2 separate regions of the Homo sapiens genome follow, and region 1 is linked to region 2. A link is an interaction called in ENCODE POLR2A ChIA-PET data of the cell type or tissue named here. Cell type or tissue: Caco-2. All regions are shown on one strand. Each heading gives the region's core, and the rest is flanking DNA. Links, peaks and the distances in the headings are about the cores only.

The links. ChIA-PET counts read pairs that join two places held together with the same protein. Peaks named below come from ENCODE experiments on the same cell type or tissue, not always from the same donor. Only the 100,000 strongest peaks of a DNase experiment are listed, where the experiment ranks them.
Region 1: POLR2A ChIA-PET joins it to region 2 with 16 read pairs; 2 of 35 experiments call an interaction of 5 or more read pairs at or near these places.

What each region holds. Positions count from the first base shown.
Region 1 is chr1:25,774,980-25,784,655 of GRCh38, forward strand. It overlaps MAN1C1 (mannosidase alpha class 1C member 1), which reads left to right. Exons shown (of 12, transcript NM_020379.4): 9 at 3,126-3,345; 10 at 5,961-6,133; 11 at 7,606-7,721; 12 at 8,684-9,471. The coding sequence ends at 8,810. Among named protein-coding and RNA genes, the nearest start is that of SELENON, 20 kb to the right of the region's middle. RefSeq lists enhancers at 1-50, 221-390, 4,993-5,615, 5,616-6,238, 8,743-9,365. In Caco-2, for the core only: no CTCF peak of the experiment used is centred there; a DNase peak (open chromatin) is centred at 5,679.
Region 2 is chr1:26,205,881-26,215,556 of GRCh38, forward strand. No RefSeq gene overlaps it. Among named protein-coding and RNA genes, the nearest start is that of CATSPER4, 20 kb to the left of the region's middle. In Caco-2, for the core only: no CTCF peak of the experiment used is centred there; no DNase peak of the experiment used is centred there.

The DNA.
Region 1 (9,676 bases), core at 1,096-9,095, 430 kb before region 2:
TGTCTTCAAAGAGGCAGTGGTTTATAATTTCCTCTTGACTGCAATTACTTAGCTTGGGGCCAACCCCCAGTGGAAATAATGTGTGGGAGGCGGTCTGGAAGGTGCAGGTGCCAGGTCTGGTGCGCAGCATCCTGAGGTCTCCCTCAGATGTCTGTGTTCTCTCCAAAGTGTTGACAACTGGTGACTCGGACCCAGGTTTCTGAGCCCTGACACTCCTCCCCTGCACCGCAGGCTTAGTGACGCCGAGCAGCTGCCAGGGACATGGCTCTGCCCGGGAGCCAGGCCGGGCCCAGAGCAGACCCCTGCCTGCAGCCCGGCTGCTCTGCAGGTGTCCTCAGCACTCCCCCATGTGGAGCAGGTGCCCTGGCATGTCACATTGTCAGCGCTTTTCCATCTGCCACTCAGTGTGGGTCCTGCAGCCAGCCCACCAGCCCTGGGCCCTGACAGGAGAGAAAAAAGGAAAAAACAGACCCAGGAGTGAGCGAGTGTTCCTTGAGCATCTTCTGTGTGTCGGGCACTGGCTGGAGGCTGCTGCTGGTGGCTTCTGCTGTCACACGGCACTCAGAGTCTGAGAGAGAGACAGATATACAACAGAAACAGATGCCAAGTAGGAATGGCACCATGTAGAAGGGTGACAGGGGCCCATAGGTAATGGCAGTGGCAGTGCTGGTTTAAATTGGGGCATTCTCTCCAAGGAAGTGACATTCTGGAGGAGGTGGGGTTAGCAGAGTCAGGGCTGGAGCATGCAGGAAGGAGGCGCAGCACCAGCTAAGCCCCGAAGCAGGAAGAAAAATGCAGCTTTCAAGAATGTCACCTTTGCAGAGAGATTTTCCCTGACCTCCCTCTGCAAAGTACAGCACTGCCCCCACCCCAGTTTTTTTTGTTTTGTTTTGTTTTCTTGGGTTTTTTGTTTGTTTGTTTTTTTATGACAGAGTCTCACTCTATTGCCCAGAGTGGAGTGCAGTGGTGCAATCTTGGCTCACCGCAACTTCTGCCTCCTGGATTCAAGTGATTCTCCCACCTCAGCCTCCCAAGTAGCTGGGACTACAGGTATGCACTACCGTGCCTGGCTAATTCTTATATTTTTAGTAGAGATGGGTTTTTGCCATGTTGCCCAGGCTGGTTTCAAACTACTGGGCTCAAATGATCCATCTGCCTCAGCCTCCCAAAGTGCTGGGATTACAGGCGTGAGCCACTGCGTCCAGCCCCTCCCCGCATACCCCTGCATTTTTTAATCTCATCCTCTCACTTTGTTTTATTCAAAATGCTGATCACAAATTGTACCTCTCAGCCAGTTGTGGTGGCTCACGCCTGTAATCCCAACATTTTGGGAGGCCGAGGTGGGTGGATCCCCTGAGGTCAGGAGTTCAAGACCAGCCTGGCCAACATGGTGAAACCCCATCTCTACTAAAAATACAAAAATTAGCCGGGGGTGGTGGCACACGCCTATAATTACCCAGCTACTTGGGAGGCTGAGGCACGAGAATGGTTTAAACTTGGGAGGCGGAGGTTGCAGTGAGCCAAGATCATGCCACTGCACTTCAGCCTGGGTGACAGAGTAAGACTGTGTCTCAAAACAAAACGAATTGCACCTCTCATATATATTTGGTTTTGTTGGGAATTCTCTGCACTAATGGGTGAGCTCCCTGAGGCAGAGTCCAGGCTCCTCTCCAGCACACCTGTAGCCCCAGTACCTAGCACAGCGCTGACACCAAGGAAATATTACATGGCTGCCGAGATATTGTAAGCCAGGAGGGTACCTGAGTGAAAAAAGGCCAGTGTAGGTGAGGTAGGGTGTGAGGAGGGAGGGGCAGGAGACAGACTAGAGTGGAATCATAGGGGTCAGTAATTAGTGGGGACTCGCTCTGTGCTGGGAAATAGGCCAAGTCCTGCAGGCATATCTCATTTAATTCTCACAACCCTATGAGGCAGTTAATGCTCTTATCCCCAGTTTACACGTTAGGAAACTGAGGCACAGAGAGAACATACAACCTGCCCAGTGTCACACAGCGTGGAACTGGTGGAGATGAAATTTGAACCTGATGAGTCTGTGCCCCAGAGCCATGTCCATAGAATCAGGTCCACCCTCAAGGTCCAGATCGTGGAGTCTTGGAGGCCCCTCTGGTGTTTTCACATAAGGGCACTTGGAAACCACTGAAGGTTCTAAGCAGGCAGATGATATGATCCGGTTTGTTAATTGCAGAGTACAGAGACCCCCTGGAGAGTAGATTGGAGGGGTGAAAGTGGAGGCAGAGGCCTGGAAGGGCCCCAGAGGACCCCAGCCATGGGCCAGGCCCCACCAGCCCATGGAGTCTGGCCTCGAGACTGTGTGAGCAGCTTCCTCCCTCCCCTTGGTCCCCAGGGCTCCTGGGGTGAGAGCAGTCTGACCCCCTCACGCCCCCGACATCCCAGAGTCTTTACAACAGCATCACCTCCCTTCCCACCAAAAGGCATGGCCATCAGGTAGTGGAAGAAGCAGAGCTCTGGACATTGTGGGGTCTTGTTTCTAGGCTGGTGTGGCTGGGTGGCCTGGGACAAGCTGCCACACCTCCCATTTGTCTGTGTAGGGCGCGGCAGCCCAGGTGCCTGGCTTGCTGTAGGCATTAAATGAGGAAACGTGTGACAAGATACTCCTAGAGAACAGCTCTTAATTTTCTGCAGGTTCTTTTTGAGAAACTGGTAAGAATAGATGGACACTCTTCCCATAAAGATGCACATCCACCAGAAAGTGTTGGGTACAGTTTTAAGGGCCTGGACCCCTGAAGCCCATCCACAGGCCAGCTGGGCTTCTGGTTAAGATCAAACAGAGGACATAATGGAGGAGGAGGATCACCTTAAAATATTTTTTAACGTTTTTTAAAACATGGAAGATTTTAAAGGCTGTGTAAGAGACTTGCCCTGGGGAGCTGCCCTGTGTCTGAGCCTCCCAGCGAATAGCAGCCCCTCCTGTGCCCTGGCAGGCATCTTGACCAGCAGAGATCAATGGGCCTCCTTTGCCTGGGATGGAGGGCTTGGCAGAGCTGCCCTTGCTACTGTCTCCAAAATGTTCATTTTCCATCCTTTCCCCCCCTTCTCTGTGCCCTCCCACGCCCCTTCTCCCTGCCCAATCCCCACCTTGCTCCCAGGCGATAGAGACCTACTTGCTGAATGTCTCTCCCGGGGGGCTGACCTACATTGCCGAGTGGCGAGGGGGGATTCTGGACCACAAGATGGGGCACCTGGCCTGTTTCTCCGGGGGCATGATCGCCCTTGGCGCCGAGGATGCCAAGGAAGAAAAGAGGGCCCACTACCGAGAGCTCGCAGCCCAGATCACCAAGACGTGTCACGAGTCATACGCCCGCTCAGGTAACCCTGCAAGGGGAAGGGGCAGCAGGAGAGACTGAGGCTAGACACCAGGAAGAACTGGAAAGACCGGCAGCAGTGAGCGAAGGGAGCACATGGCCTTAGGGAAGCCTCCCCTTGGAAGTTAAGTAGAATTTGAGAGAGGTACTCTCCAGGCTCCGAGACCATACCCTGAATGAAAGGGAAACTAGTACAGACACAGGAAGCGCTTTGCATGTACCTGGTACTCTTCCGCACTTGACACAACATCACTGAACCTCACCACACAGATGAGGAAACTGAGGCTCAGAGATTACTTGGCCAAGGTCCCTTGAGAGGGGCACAGAGTAAAGGATCCTCCAGCCCCGGAGGCAGAAACGGCGGCTTCCTGAGCCCGGCACATGTCCCACCCTGAGTCTCCTACTTTCAAATGTGCCTCTGCCTTTCCCCCGGCACCCTCCTTAGAGGGGGTTTCACCGCCTCCTGCTCCCACCTGTTTAGTCGCCCTCTTTGACCCATGATCACCGGAAAGCCTGAGAGCTTGGTCCTCCCCACCCACCACTCACCACTGAATTGTCCGATGCTAGAATCAGAGGTCACATTTGAGAGCCTGAGCCTGGCTCCTCATTCTACACAGAGAAGTGGAGTCAGCCCAGAGAGGGGAAGTGACTTAGCCAAAGTCACACTGCACATGAGGAATTGATCCTGGGCTGGAACCCAGGCCTTCTGATGCCTGGTTCCACCCCGTGCGCAAACTGCACCCCTCAGAAAAATCCCCAGCCCCCGTGTGGTCCCAGGAGACGCCCACCGCTCTGAGTGGTAATCCCAGTGTTGGTTGGAGGGGACGACCCAAGATTTGCAGTAAAAATCCCAGGCTCAAGCAGCGCTTGACAAAATGACTGTTTTCTGATGGCCAGGAGCCGCTACACCATTTGAAAAGATTAGAGAGGCCAGATGGGCAGCCTCTGTTTTCTTATCTGTTCGATGGGAATCATGACACAGGTCTCAGAGTGAGGCACAGGGTCCCATGAGAAAGTACCTTGGCAGCCACCTTTGGCCAGCAGCACTGCAGGCACTTGCTGACCGCCCATCATGATGTGTCTGTGCCCGCCCCAGCTGAATGGGGTCTCCTGGAGCTGTTTCCAGGAAGTCAGAGATTCGCAATGGGTCTTTAAAACTGGTTGTCCATTCTCTTCAAAGAGCTTGCTCTGCCAGGGCCATAAACAAATAAGAAATCTCAGGACTAATAAAAGGCTCGCTATTTGTCTGAGACAATCAGCCCAGACCATAAAAGACAGCCGCTTAATAAAGCATATTGTTCTAGCCAGCCTCGGCTTGTCCTGTGGACGCCTGTAGCAGTGGCTCCTGCCTTCACCCCACTAGCGACTTGGCAAAATGACTGTTTTCTGATGGCCAGGAGCCGCTACACCATTTGAAAAGGTTAGAGAGGCTAGGGTCTAGCTAATTCCTCTTCCCTGAAGCCCTCCATGGAAGAGCAGGAAGTCCTGCAAACCTCTAACCCCTGCCTCTAAAGTAAAAGCAACCTAGGGCCTCTCAGGGTTTTGAACCCTGGTAGTAGGGAAGAGGGCTCACATTAGGAATGGAGCTGGGGACTTGGGTGACCTGGACAGGAGGGACAGGCATTAAAGGGAGAAGGATCTGGCCCTCATACCCTACATGTTGGGCCTATGAGGGTTAGACCCAGGAGGGAAAGAGCACCGCCCTAGGAGAGGCATCAGACACATCCAGGGTCAAGTCCCAACTCAGCCACAACTCGCTGTGTTACCTTGGGCAAATTACTTAGCCTCTCTGATCCTCAGTTTCCACATGCGTGAGAGGGATAGTAGCAATTACCTTACTAAAGAAACATTTTTTAAGGATAGAAATAGTGTATTAAAGCACCCAGCACGGCCTTTGAAATCATAAATAGTGGCTACAGAGGTGGTTATAATTATGGCCATATGACAAGAATGACAGCAAATTGCCTCAAAACCAAACAGTGACAATGACAGAACCCAGGCTCCCTCAGGCCCTCCTTCCTCAGCTCCCTCTGTGGGAGTAGGTGCATTCCTGGGCAATCTTCCCTCCATCTCTACCTCAGCTGTTCCCAAACTCTCGAAGTTTGTTCTGGGAGGTGTTAAAAGCAGTTTTCTAAGACAAAGGGTCCCAAGGAGAAGCCTCATTTCACATTAGCATATTAAAGGATCTGATAAATCCTGCAGATGGGAGACTTATTTTGTTTAACCCTCGGTTCCCCAGATGTGTTGAAACCCGAAACCCTCTTGGCTGAGGTCTGGCTAACCTCTTGCAGAGCTATTGCCTCAAAGTACACAGTTGTGGAACCCCGCCCAAACCTTCACCTACCCAGACTGCTGAGTAGCTCATTTGGACTCTCAGAGTCCAAAGCTGCTCACATTTCCAGTCCCCGAGGGTCTTGTTCTGTCCAGCCCAGGCCAAGAGGGAAGCTGTGCATCTGCCCGGTGCAGCCTTACACAGCAGTCCAGGCAGGGGCACCCCACACCCACACACACCTGACATCACCCTGGCCGCGGGTTCAAGGCAACTGACATCTCTCCTGGATCCCGAAAAGCAGGAGGTGGGAGGTCTGACCTGGGCCCTCTGCTTGGCTGTTTCCCCAGACACCAAACTTGGGCCTGAGGCCTTCTGGTTTAACTCCGGCAGAGAGGCCGTGGCCACCCAGCTGAGCGAGAGCTACTACATCCTCCGGCCAGAGGTGGTGGAGAGCTACATGTACCTGTGGCGACAGACCCACAACCCCATCTACAGGGAGTGGGGCTGGGAGGTGGTGCTGGTGAGTGGGCCCCAGGGATGGGCAGCAAGGTGCTAGATGCCCCTGAGAATTTACAGGCTGGGTGCTAGGTGCCCTGGCTTGGGCCTGGAGTGGAAGGCCAAGCCACGTTGACCTCTGACCACAGTTCAGAGTGCAAAGGGTCAAGGTGGTGGTTACAGAGCCAAGAGTCCCCAGCTGGGCAAAGTTGTCCTGAGACAGGACAGGCCAGACTTGTGAAGAGGGTTCTGAGTGCCCATATCCTTGGGGCCTGGGACCAGGCCTCAGCAAACTTAGAGGGTCAGAGGCTAGGCAGCTGCCTAGAGCACCACGCAGGCACCACGCGGCCACCGCTGTCCCAACAGACGCTTTCCTGATCTCGAAGCTGGGCAGCTCACCTCCACCTCCCTCCTCTTCCCACAGGCAGCCCAGCCTGAGGGACCCCCCCACCCTAGTCTCTACTGGCCCTTGAGGCCTACCCTGCCCTCAGCCTCCGGCCCCACACCTAGGTGGAAATTTAATGGCTGTCTTGGGGGAGGTGTCAAAGGCAGGTGTGGGGATTCCAGCAGGTTCCCTGGTGGATGCTGAGCCTTCTCTGCCCCTATCTCCCCCACCACCCCCGTGCCCATTCCGAGCATTGCACTCAGACGGGGTCCAGGGCATGCTCAGGTTTACTGGCCCTGTTAAGTCCACCTGCTTCCCCAGGACCATTGTTCTTGGCCTTCAAAGGCCAAGCGTCTTGTGCTCCTATGCCCAGTCCATAGACCCCCTCCGTGGGTAGAAATTGTATTTATCAGCCTATAGGCAACACGGCAAAACCCCATCTATACAGAAAAATACAAAAATTATCCAGGCATGGTGACGCACGCCTATAGTCCCAGCTGCTTGAGGGGCTGAGGCAAGAGGATTGCTCGAACTGCAGAGGTTGAAGCTGCAGAGTGAGCTCTGATCGCCCCACTGCCCTCCAGCCTGGGCGACAAAATGAGACCTTGTCTCAAGAAAAAAAAATGCATTTATATAGAAAGATGAATGGCTTGGCTCACTTGCCTCCAGCCCAGGGGCCATCTCTCCTGAGAATCCCTGGAGTACCAAGTCCGTCCCCAAATCCCAGCCCATGGCCATCACCCGTGGCTTCTCTTCACCTCTGCCTACCACTGTGGGTGAATCTGTAAGACCAGCCTAGTCCCCTGAAACACAAAGAGAAGCTTCCTCTAAGTTCAAACCAGGTGAAGAGCTCAGGACAGGCAGCCCATCGGGCCAGAGCTCTCAGAGGTGTGGGTGGAAGGAGTGTGGCCCCTCCAGCCTGGGGACAGGTGGCTAAACCCCGAAAGAATAATTTGACCTTCTGTTCCCACAAATGCCAGGAGTCCCCAGCCAAGGGGTGGGGGTGCTGTCTGCTTTCTTCTAGCTCCAGCCTGCCAGGCATGCACAAGTCTTGAGGGGCCTTTCCTGTCCCGTGTTAAGGCTGTTTTCCTCCTCCTCTTCCCCTTCCTCAGGCCTTGGAGAAATACTGTCGGACAGAAGCCGGTTTCTCTGGGATCCAAGACGTGTACAGTAGCACCCCCAACCACGACAACAAGCAGCAGAGCTTCTTTCTAGCGGAGACACTAAAGTGAGCAGTGTGGGCTCTTCCTAGGGATGGACAGGTGGGAGGTTGAGGGTAGGGGTCCGCAGTCCCTCCCCTCCACAGTCAGGTTCTGTGGTCACAGGACGGGAGCCCAAAAGGGGTGAAGGGCTTGGGATCCAGAGGGCTGCACCCCAGGTGTGAGCCTTGGGCCAGGCCGCTTTCTCGGAGAGTGAGACTGGGCTAGAATCCAAGTTCCCTAGGGACGCACCGTGTGATACCGCAGGTTCCTTCAGTTTCTCGCTTATCTCCCCAGGTTGCTTCCGTTCTGGGAACCGCGTCCTCGTGTGTAAAATGGGATAGGGTTAACGATGATGATGTCAGTGCTGGTTGCTGGCATTGACTTTCCCTCCTGTGGCCTCTGCAGTGTGGCTGCTGTGCCCTCCTCGATTTCATGCCATGGAAGTTGGCCATCCCACTTCCTCACTGTTCCCCAAAGCAAGCCCCTTGTGCTTTAACCCTTTAGGGTGGGTCAGAATGATCAGTTCCTTCCAGTGAGGAAAAAACCCACAACCTGGAAGCTGGAGTTCTAGAGTCACAACCCCATGTTCTTCTCAGTGCCCCAATGTGTACTCTGAATATAGAGTCTTAGTGGGCAGCAGCGGGGCACGTGAGAGTCAACTGGACTGCAGCAGCCCTCAGGCACCCCTGCAGAGAATCTGGACCATAAGGGCTCACATACAGGGCCGGGCAGGTGAAGCTGGCTGATGGCAGAGCCAGGGTAAACTAAGTCCTTCTGACCCCAAAGCTCAAGGCTTTTCTCTGCAGCCACAGCCTCCTTCCCCAGGACTAGCACCCCCACCCTGCTGCCCACAGTTTTGGGGTTGCAAGGCTCCAGACCTTGACCATAGGCCTATCACAAAGGCCCTGAGACTTGTTCCCAGGCCCACCCTTCTTCCCCAGGCCACTGACAGACTGTGTCTTGCTTCCCTGCCCTGCGTGGGGCACAGGTATCTCTATCTTCTGTTCTCTGAAGATGACTTGCTCTCCCTGGAAGACTGGGTGTTCAACACCGAGGCCCACCCACTCCCGGTGAACCACTCAGACAGCTCCGGCAGAGCCTGGGGCAGACACTGACCCCATCTCCTGCCGCCGCCCTGGGGCCGCCGCAGGGATGCCTTGCCTTTTCAGGATTTGAGACTGTTCTCAAAGGGATTGGGAACGAAGGCCCCATCTCGGGCAGACCCCCAGCAGATGTGTCGGACAAGCAACTTCTTTTCCTCTGTGAGGAGACAAGACTTGGAGACTCAGCGATGTCAGGCCAGGGCCATGGCCACACTGGCCCACACATTCCTTTCTACAGAGAATTTCTATGAAGCCCACTCACTTGCCATTCCAGGGCCAAAGGACCGGAGGTTTGCATATCCGCCCCTTGTATTTGATTTGCTTCCTTTTGGTTTCTTGGTTTTTGTTTTTGCTTGATTTTGTCTTTTCTCTACAGTTTAGTTTTGTCACAATTACACATATAGTTTTCAAAATCATGCACTTTCTAAAATGGTGTCATCCTGAAAAACAAAACCCAGTGTTTGCACACACACAAAATCTTGACCCCGTTATCTATATTTTAAATGCTTTTTGCCCAACACTGACCCTATGTTCAACTTTGTGTCATTTACCTTATAATTTGAGGAGGGGTTTCCCTTTGGGCCTCAGTGTTACAAATTACTAGTGCTATTTTCATTATTATTGTAATGGAAAAATCTGTGGACTAGAATAAAAGAGTTTATTGAATAAGAAATATGATTGGGCTCATTGCACATCAGTGACTCCTAGAAAAACCATTGCAATGTTACCATCAGAAATAATAATCAGCCAGCAGTTGATTTAAGGTATAATTTAGTAAACGATTCCAACTTCTATTACCTCCCCTGAAATCGGTCCTGATATATTCGAGAAGCATGAGGCCAGCCCTTCAGATGCAGTTGTTTATTTATACTCAGGTT
Region 2 (9,676 bases), core at 628-8,627:
GCTAAGAGGAACATGGAGGCCCAGAGAGAGGTGAGACCTTCCCCAGCGTCACCCAGCAAGCCAGTAATAGAGCCAGGTGTAGAGCGTAGGTCCCCCTACCCTTTCCAAGCATCCTTGCCAATTCCCCTGGCCTGTTGCAATCCCTTAGCTCTGCACAGGGCCAGAAGAAAGTGGGTGTGGGACTGGGCAAGGTGGCTCATGCCTACAATCCCAGCACTTTTAGAGGCCAAGGCAGGAGGATTGCTTGAGGCCAAGAGTTTGAGACCATCCTGGGTAATATAGTGAGACCTCATCTCTACAAAAAATAAAAAGAAGGCTGGGTGCAGTGGTTCACGCCTGTAATCCCAGCACTTTGGGAGGCTGAGGGGGGCAGGTCATGAGGTCAAGAGATCAAGACCATCCTGGCCAACATGGAGAAACCCTGTCTCTACTAAAAAAATAAAAAATAAATTAGCTGGGCGTGGTGGCACGCGCCTGTAGTCCCAGCTACTCAGGAGGCTGAGGCAAGAGAATCACTTGAACCCGGGAGGTGGAGGTTTTAGTGAACTGAGATTGTGCCACTTTACTCCAGCCTGGCAACAGAGTGAGAATCTGTCTTTAAAAAGAAAGAAAGAAAGAAAGAAAGAAAGAAAAGAAAAAAATCAGCTGGGCGTGGTGGCATGCGCCTATAGTCCCAGCTACTCGGGAGGCTAAGGCAGGAGAATCACTTGAACCCAGGAGGTGGAGGTTGCAGTGAGCTGAGATTGTGCCACTGCACTCCAGCCTGGTGACAGAGTGAGGAAAAAAAAAATCAACTGGGTGTGGTGCAATGTGTGTGCAATGTGGTGCGCCTGTAGTCCCAGCTACTCGGGAGGCTGAGGCAGGAGAATTGTTTGAACCCAGAAGGCAGAGGTTGCAGTGAGCTGAGATCACGCCACTGCACTCCAGCCTGGTGACAGAGTGAGACTCCATCTCAAATAAATAAATAAATAATAAAAAGAAAAATGTTAGTCGAGTGTGGTGGTGCGCACTTGTAGTCCCAGCTACTCAGGAGGCTGAGGCAAGAGGATCACTTGAGCCCAGGAGTTTGAGGCTGCAGTGAGCCATGATTGCACCACGGCACTACAGCCTGGGCAACTGAGACTCTGTCTCTAAAAAAAAAGTGAGGGTGTGGATGGTGCCAGAAAAGAAGGGTTGGTGCATCTTCAGAATTAGGCGATGGGAAGGACAAAGAATGAGCCTGCCACCTGGGCTGGGTCACTTCCAGTTTTTTTTCTTTTCTTTTCTTTTCCTTTTTTTTTTTTTTTTTGAGTTTTGCTCTTGTTGCCCAGGCTGGAGTGCAATGGCATGATCTTGGCTCATTGCAACCTGTGCCTCCCGGGTTCAAGCGATTCTCCTATCTCAGCCTTCCAAGTAGCTGGGATTACAGGTGTGTGCCACCACGCCTGGCTAATTTTGTGTGTTTTGTAAAGACGAGGTTTCACCATGTTGGTCAGGCTGGTCTCGAACTCCTGACCTCAGGTGATCCTCCCATCTCAGCCTCCCAAAATCCTGGGATTACAGGCGTGAGCCACCATGCCTGGCCAGCCTCCAATTTTCTGAGTTAGCCTTTTGAAAACTGCCAAGAGGCTGGACACGGTGGCTCACGGCTATAATCCAAGCACTTCGAGAGGCTGAGGCGGGTGGATCATTTGAGGCCAGGAGTTCGAGACCAGCCTGGCCAACATGGCAAAAACCCATCTCTACTAAAAACACAAAAATTAGCAGGGCACGGTGGCATGCGCCTGTTGTCCCAGCTACTTGGGAGGCCGAGGCAGGAGAATCACTTGAACCCAGGATGCAGAGGTTGCAGTGAGCCAACATGACGCCACTGCACTCCAGCCTCGGTGACAGAGTGAGGCTGTCTCAAAAAAAAAAAAAAGAAAGAAAGAAAGAAAGAAAGAAAGAAAACTGCCAAGAATGCAAAAACAGCACATCAGGTGATGGGCCTATTTCTGCCCATTACCCAGGGGAAAGAAGAAGGTTTCCAAGGAATCCAGCCCAACATAATTGATTTGGGCCTTTCTAGAGAGAGCAGCTGGCTCAACCATGAGAATAAAGCTGTGTTTTTGTAAGGCAGTGCAGTGTGGTAGGGAAGGCATTGGGTTCTGGTGTCTGATGGACTTTGTTTCAAATGCAGTGGCACCACTTCCTGGCTGTGTGACCTTGGACAGATGTCTTCACCTGTCTGATCCTCAGTTTCTTCATTTGATAAATGGAAATAATAGTCCTTTTCTACAGGTTGGTTGTAAGGATTTAATGTGCCTGTGCATTGGAGCAGCACCTTACCTGGGCAGGGTGACACTTGAACAATATCAAAATGATCCTTGACTGCTATGACACTCAATGAAACACTCGGCTTGCAGTTAGGGGTCATATTGTTCAAAAAATTCATATCTTTAGGCCGGGCACAGTGGCTCATCCCTGTAATCCCAGCACTTTGGGAGGCTGAGACAAGCAGATCACTTGAGGTCAGGAGTTTGAGACCAGCCTGGGCAACATGGTAAAACCCTGTCTCTACTAAAAATACAAAAATTAGCCAGGCATGGTGGCTCATGTCTGTAGTCCCAGCTGCTCAGGAGTCTGAGGCAAGAAAATGGCTTGAACCCGGGAAGCTGAGGTTGCAGTGAGCTGAGATTACACCATTGCACTCCAGCCTGGGTGACAGAGCGAGATTCTGTCTCAAAAAAGAAAAAAATCGTATCTTTAAATACTAGAATCATATTCAATGCAGTAGGAAACTAATATCAAACAAGGCATCAAGAAATCAAACACCAATTGAGATAACAGATTTCTGTCTTTTACTGACTTGCACTGTCTAGAGTAGCCATTGAGTGGAATGAGACATAGTTACCTGCACAAGTAAAATTCTCTCTCCCTGGTATACATCTGTTGAAATCTATTGGCACAGAGCTGGCACATAAATGTGAGCTGGTAAGATTTACATATGTATGTAAATCAACACCCACTACATTATATATAATATATATTTATATATGTATATATAATATATATTTATATGTATATATAATATATATTTATATGTATATATATTTTATATATATAATTTTATTTTAGAGATAGGGTCTCACTTCGTCATCCAGGCTGGAGTGCAGTGGCACAATCAGAGCTTGCTATAACCTTAGATTCCCGGGCTTAATCAATCCTCCCGCCTCAGCCTCCCAAAGTGCTGAGATTATAGGCGTGAGCCACTGTGCACGACCTGATATTATTTTTAGGGAGTCTCCCAGTAAGAATATTTGACAAGTCATAACATCTGAAAATAACTCTGGTTTGGTGGAAGGAACAGGTAGATTGCTTTCTCTTTTATTATTTATTTATCTATTTATTTATTTTGAGATGGAGTTTCTCTCTGTCACCCAGGCTGGAGCACGGTGGCATGATCTCAGCTCACTGCAACCTCTGCCTCCCAGGTTCAAGTGATTCTCCTGACTTAGCCTCCCAAGTAGCTGGGACTACAGGCATGGGACACCACACCTGGCTAATTTTTTTTTTTTTCAGTAGATATGGGGTTTCACCATGTTGGCCCGGCTGATCTCGAACTCCTGACCTCATGATCTGCCCACCTCAGCCTCCCAAAGTGCTGGGATTACAGGCATGAGCTACCATGCCCGGCCTCTTTTTTTAATTTTTATTTTTCTCTACTTAGATGGGGTCTCGCTATGTTGAGCAGGCTGGTCTCAAACTCCTGCCCTCAAGTATTCCTCCCATCTCGGTCTCCCAAAGTGCTGGGATTATAGGCATGAGTCACAATACCCAGTCTAGATTACCTTCTGTTTATTTGTTTTTTCACAGGCAGTGTTACAATCTGGGGAGTTGTGTCAAAAACAATACACTCCACAGAAGACTCTGCACCTGAGGAAATTATATTGTGTTCATCTACAACTTCAACTCTGTTTAACAAAGGGAAAGACAATGTCTCTCCAGCTGTACTTAACAGTTCACCAACAACTGACAAGACATCAACATCTGAGTCCCAGAAGCATACAACACCAGCTGCTCCTCCAACCTCTCCACAAACAGCAGCTCTAATGGGTCCACTGAGCAGACAACTTCAATACAAAAAACTCAGGAAGAGAAATTAAACACAACTATCAGCACAACCTCCAAGGGTACACTGCTGCCAAATTCCATCATGACTTCTACATTGAAGGACCAGGGAGGGATATCAAGAACCACAGCTTTATCCAGCACGGCCTCTTCAGTTGAGACCCCAAAACAGAATCAGGAAACTCCAATTATAACTCCATCAGCATCAAACACCACAGTCAATGGGACACAATCATCAGTGTCCATTGGCTTTCAGGAATCAGACACAATCACATCCCCAACAGCACTGAACACACCAGGCAGTGATGTTCAATCATCTGGGTCCATGGCAACCACTGTCTCTGGGAAGTCAGCTATAACTACATCCCCAACAGCAAAGAGCACGCCAGGCCATCATGTTCAATCATCCGGGTCCATGGCAACCACTGTCTCTGGGAAGTCAGCTATAACTACATCCCCAACAGCACTGAACAAAACCACTGGCATAAAAGAATCTTCACCCATGACAGCCAGCGAAGTTATGCACACTACCTTGCTAAACACAACCACTCTCGGGACAACTCTTCTTGGAACAACTACATCTGAGACTCAGGAAGGAAAAACTACAGCTGCATCCTTATCCCCAACAACCACCTCCATGATAAGCAAGTTGTCTGGAACACATCATAACACAGTCTCACAGACACCTTCCCATCTGGCAGAATCAACCTCCAGTGTTGCCACTGCTATAATCCAGTCACATGAGATGACAGCTGCTCATTCCACAGGCCTTCTCCCCAGGTCCTCGGAAACAACAAAATCCTCTGCTGTAACTGGGGCCAGTCAAACCTCCCCTAAACACACCCAGAGTAGTGGTCCCAGAGTTGGAGCCTGTGCTTTGGATGAGTATGCAGGTAGCAGGGGAGTTTGTATGTGCAATGACAGCTACTACTTCCACGCGGGTAAGTCTGAGGAACTCATGTGAGTAAAACAAAGAAGAGGTGGGGGCCAGAGTGGACACCATAATTCTGTGAAGTCTCAAAGGGTCCAAAGGGTATGAGAGGGCCAGTGAAGTTTGGTAAGACGTTGGCATCTTCTGAGTCCACCTGGGTAGAGGTGATTTCTGGTGGGAAGACAGGCAGCTGGGCATATGGGATAGAGTGCACAATTTTTCAGCTCCAGCCCCCAGGACTCTAGCTACTGTCCAGAGATGAAACTTTCCTGGGGGAAGGAGCTGCACCAAAGACAAGAACTGTAGTTCCAGCGGAGGCCTGGAAGGCCAGGTGGAAAAACTAAGGCAAAAGTCTGACTGTTGGGGCAAGTCAGTGTGGCAGATATTACAGAAAGGCTGAGTTCACAGGGCCTCCGACAGGCAGTGCCACAAACTCCCAGATCCATCCTCTGCAGGCCTGAAGCTGGGTCTAAGACAGCAAAAAGATAATAATATCCCCCAAACATATGTTCTTCACGGTTGAAATAATTCTAACCTCTCCTCCCCCAAGCATTTAAATTTAACAAGTCTGGGCGCAGTGACTCATGCCCGTAATCCCAGCACTTTGGGAGGCTGAGATGGGAGGATCACTTGAGGGTGGGAGCTCAAGATCAGCCTGGGCAACCTAGTGGGATCCCATCTCTACCTTTTTTTTTTTTTTTTTTTTTGAGACGGAGTGTCATTCTGTCGCCAGGCTGGAGTGCAGTGGTGCAATCTTGGCTCACTGCAACCTCCGACTCCCTGGTTCAAGCGATTCTCCTGCCTCAGCCTCCCAAGTAGCTGGGATTACAGGCACGTGCCACCATGCCTAGATAATTTTTGTATTTTTAGTAGAGAGGGGGTTTCACCATATTGGCCAGGATGGTCTCAATCTCTTGACCTTGTGATCCATCCGCCTCAGCCTCCCAAAGTGCTGGCATTACAGGCGTGAGCCACTGCGCCAGACCCCTGTCTCTATTTTCAATAAAATATAATAAAATATACTTAACAAAATTCTGCTTTTCCTAAAATGACTATTGTGTCTTTTTTTAAAAAAATCTAATTCCTTTAAAAAATATTTCTTTGGCATTCCTGCCTTGGTCTATTGGGTAGTCCTGCCTTGGGATGAAGCTTTTGTTACATGCAAAACCGGCAGTGCTTAACTTATGGGTCACTGTTTTCCAAAATGTATTTCCTGGGACACCAGTGCTATGTGATTGCAATAGACATTTCACTTAAAAAAAAAAGTTCTATTGTCATATACATTTGGGAAATGCTGGATTCAACAAAATTGTGTCTCGACTGAAGAACTTTTCAGAGCCTTTAATATTCCACTGTTTCCTGTGACTTCCTAGCAGCAGATTATAGCATATATTTCCTAAGATTATTTGTTCCTAGAATCCTCATTCTAAGGAATGTTCATGCAGCACCTTGGGATATCTATTGCAGAGCAGGGGAGCTAAGCAGGGCTGTGCAAGGTAGAAGTCCAATCCAGGTGGTTTTTAGTCAAGCCTTGAGGCAGATGCTGGCCCATTAGAGGGTTGTCACTACCTCAGCAGACTCTCAGTAAAACCAGGGTTATGTGCCAACTTGTACATGCTGCATGTGCCCCTCCACAGAAAATATGACGTACATCATCGAGTTTTTACACATTGAGAATGAGACAGCTTTTCCTTTTGTGTTATTTCTTTCCCCCTGTGGGTAAGAAGAACATGGGCTCTGCCAGATAAACTGGGTTTGAACTGTGTCTCATTTTCTTTCGCTAGGTATACGACTGCATTTACCTACCAGCTATTATTAATATGATTTGGCACTTTGTATCACAATATACGATTGACTGCAATTGACTGCAACAACAGAATGTTACGTGACTGACAAACTCCCCCTCCTCTCAACAATACGCATTGATGAATATAAAGCATCTGCTCTTTTTTTTGTTTTGTTTTTTTGAGACAGGGTCTTGCTCTGTTGCCCAGGCTGGGGTGCAGTGGCGTGATCACAGATCACTGCAGCTTGGACCTGCTGGGTTGAAGCAATCATCTCACCTCAGCCACTTGAGTAGCTGCAACTACAGGTGCACACCACCACACCCAGCTAATTTTTAAAATTTTTCGTAGAGATGGGGTCTCACTATGTTGCTCAGGATGGTCTTGAAGTCCTGGGTTCAAGTGATCCTGCCACCTCAGGCTCCTAAAATGCTAGGATTATAGGCGTGAACCACTGCACCTAGCAGCATCTGCTCTTAAGTTACAGCTCATCCCTCTGACCAAATATGCCTGCCAAAATAGAAACAGTAAACTTTAAAAAAAGAAAGAAAATTATATTTAAATTCAAAGTAATAAAACAAGTCCAGAAGTGTTTTGCATTGGTATTTCCATTATGTTTTACTTTTTACCATTATTATTATTATTTTATTATTTTTAGGACAGGATCTCACTCTGTCACTTAGACTGGAGTATAGTGGCATAATTATAGCTCACTGCAGCCTCAAACTACTGGGCTCAAGTGGTCCTCCTGCCTCAGCCTCTCCAGTAGCGGGGACTACACCTGGCTACTTTTCTTTTTCTTTTTTGTAGGGACAAGGCTCTTGCTATTGCCCAGGCTGGTGTCAAATTCCTGGCCTTAAGCAATCCTTCTGCCTCGGCCTTCCAAAGTGCTGGGATTACAGGCATGAGCCACTGTGTCCAGCCAGTTTTCCATTTTTTTTTTTTTTTTTTTTTTTTGAGACAGGGTCTTGCTCTGTGGCCCAGGCTGGAGAGCAGTGGCACAATCACAGCTCACTGCAGTCTCGACCTCAGGGGCTCAAGCGATCCTGCCACTTCAGCCTTCTGAGTAAATGGGACTATAGGCACATGCCACCATGCCTGGCTAATTTTAATTTTTTTTTTTTTTTTTTTGGTAGAAAGGGAATCTCCCCATGTTGCCTAGCCTGCTCTTCAATGCCTGGATGCAAGCGATCCTCCCGCCTTGGGCTCCCAAAGTTAACTTTTTTTTTTTTTTTTTTTTTTTTTTTTAAGACGGAGTCTTGCTCTGTCGCCCTGGCTGGAGTGCAGTGGTGCAATCTCGGCTCACTGCAAGCTCTGCCTCCCGGGTTCACGCCATTCTCCTGCCTCAGCCTCTCTGAGTAGCTGGGACTACAGGCGCCCACCACCACTCCCGGCTAATTTTTTGTATTTTTAGTAGAGACGGGGTTTCACCGTGGTGTCGATCTCCTGACCTCGTGATCCACCTGCCTCGGCCTCCCAAAGTACTGGGATTACAAGCGTGAGCCACCGCGCCCGGCCATAACTTTACTTTTAAATTACTAACTTTTAAGCAGTTCATTCAAAATTCAATAGAAAGTATGAAGAGAGCAGATGCAAAAAGAAGGGAAGGTTAAGTATTAGCTTCTCATTCATCACTCAAATAGCACTGGTATTTGGCATGTATCAGTTAGGATACTTTGTGTTGCAAGTAGCAGAAACCCAACTCTAATTGGCTTGAGTAAAATACATAAATGTTTTTTAAAAATTGAAAACATGAGCCTAGCCAACATAGGGAGACCCTGTCTCTACCAAAAATATTGAAATGAGCCAGTGTGATGGCATGCACCTGTAGTCCCAACTACTTGGAAGCAGGTGGGAGGATCACTTGAGCCTAGGACTTTCAGGCTGTAGTGAGCCAAGAGTATGCCACTGCATTTCAGCCTGGGTGACAGAGAGAGACCCTTACTCAAAAAAAAAAAAAAAAAAAAAAAAAAAGGAAAACATGAGGCCAGGCGCAGTGTCTCACGCCTGTAATCCCAGCACTTTGGGAGGCCAAGGTGGGTGGATTGCTTGAGTCCAGGAATTTGAGACCAGCCTGAGTAACATGGCGAAACCCCATCTCTACAAAAAATACAAAAATTAGCCAGGCATGGTGGCATGCCTGTAGTCCCAGCTACTCAGGAGGCTGAGGTGGGAGGATCACTTGAGCCCAGGAGGTGGATATTGCAGTGAGCCAAGATTACACTCCAGCTTGGGCGACAGAGTGAGATCCATCTCCAAAAAAAAAAAAAAAAAAAAAAAGAAAAGAAAAAGAAAACATGAAACAAAATAAAACAAACTTTGTTGGCTCATGAAACTGGACCTGCAGACTCTGAAGCCCCTCCCTCCAGGTTCTCAAGCACCCCCATCCTTCCCTCAGGGCTCTCTTCCATGAGTTTAGACTTCTCCAGACTGAAAGAGTCATTGACTCCAAGCAGTCTAGGCCCCTCGAAAAAACTACAAGGCCTGGCTTCCAGATTGGAATAGGAGGAAAATCACAGAGAACTTAACAAATTAATATCTCAAAAAATAATCTTGCCAGACAAGTAACAGAAACCAAGTGGGCTAAAGAAAAACAGTGTCTCACGGAGGCCAAGGGCAGGCTCCAGCCAGGTTCTCCAAGGACTGGAACTGGATCTGGGAATGTAGTGGGAACCAGGGGGCTGCTTCTCTCTCCACTCAGTCTTGCTCCTCCCATTCCACACCTGCACCCACTCTGTCCCTCCCACCTCCCAGCCCACATGACAGAAGACGACCACCTCACCTCTCAAGCTTTATGCTGCCTCCTTTGAGGCCCAGTTCCTAATTTCTGGGAAAGAGATTCTGAGTGGATCAGCTAAGGCCAGGGGCCAGG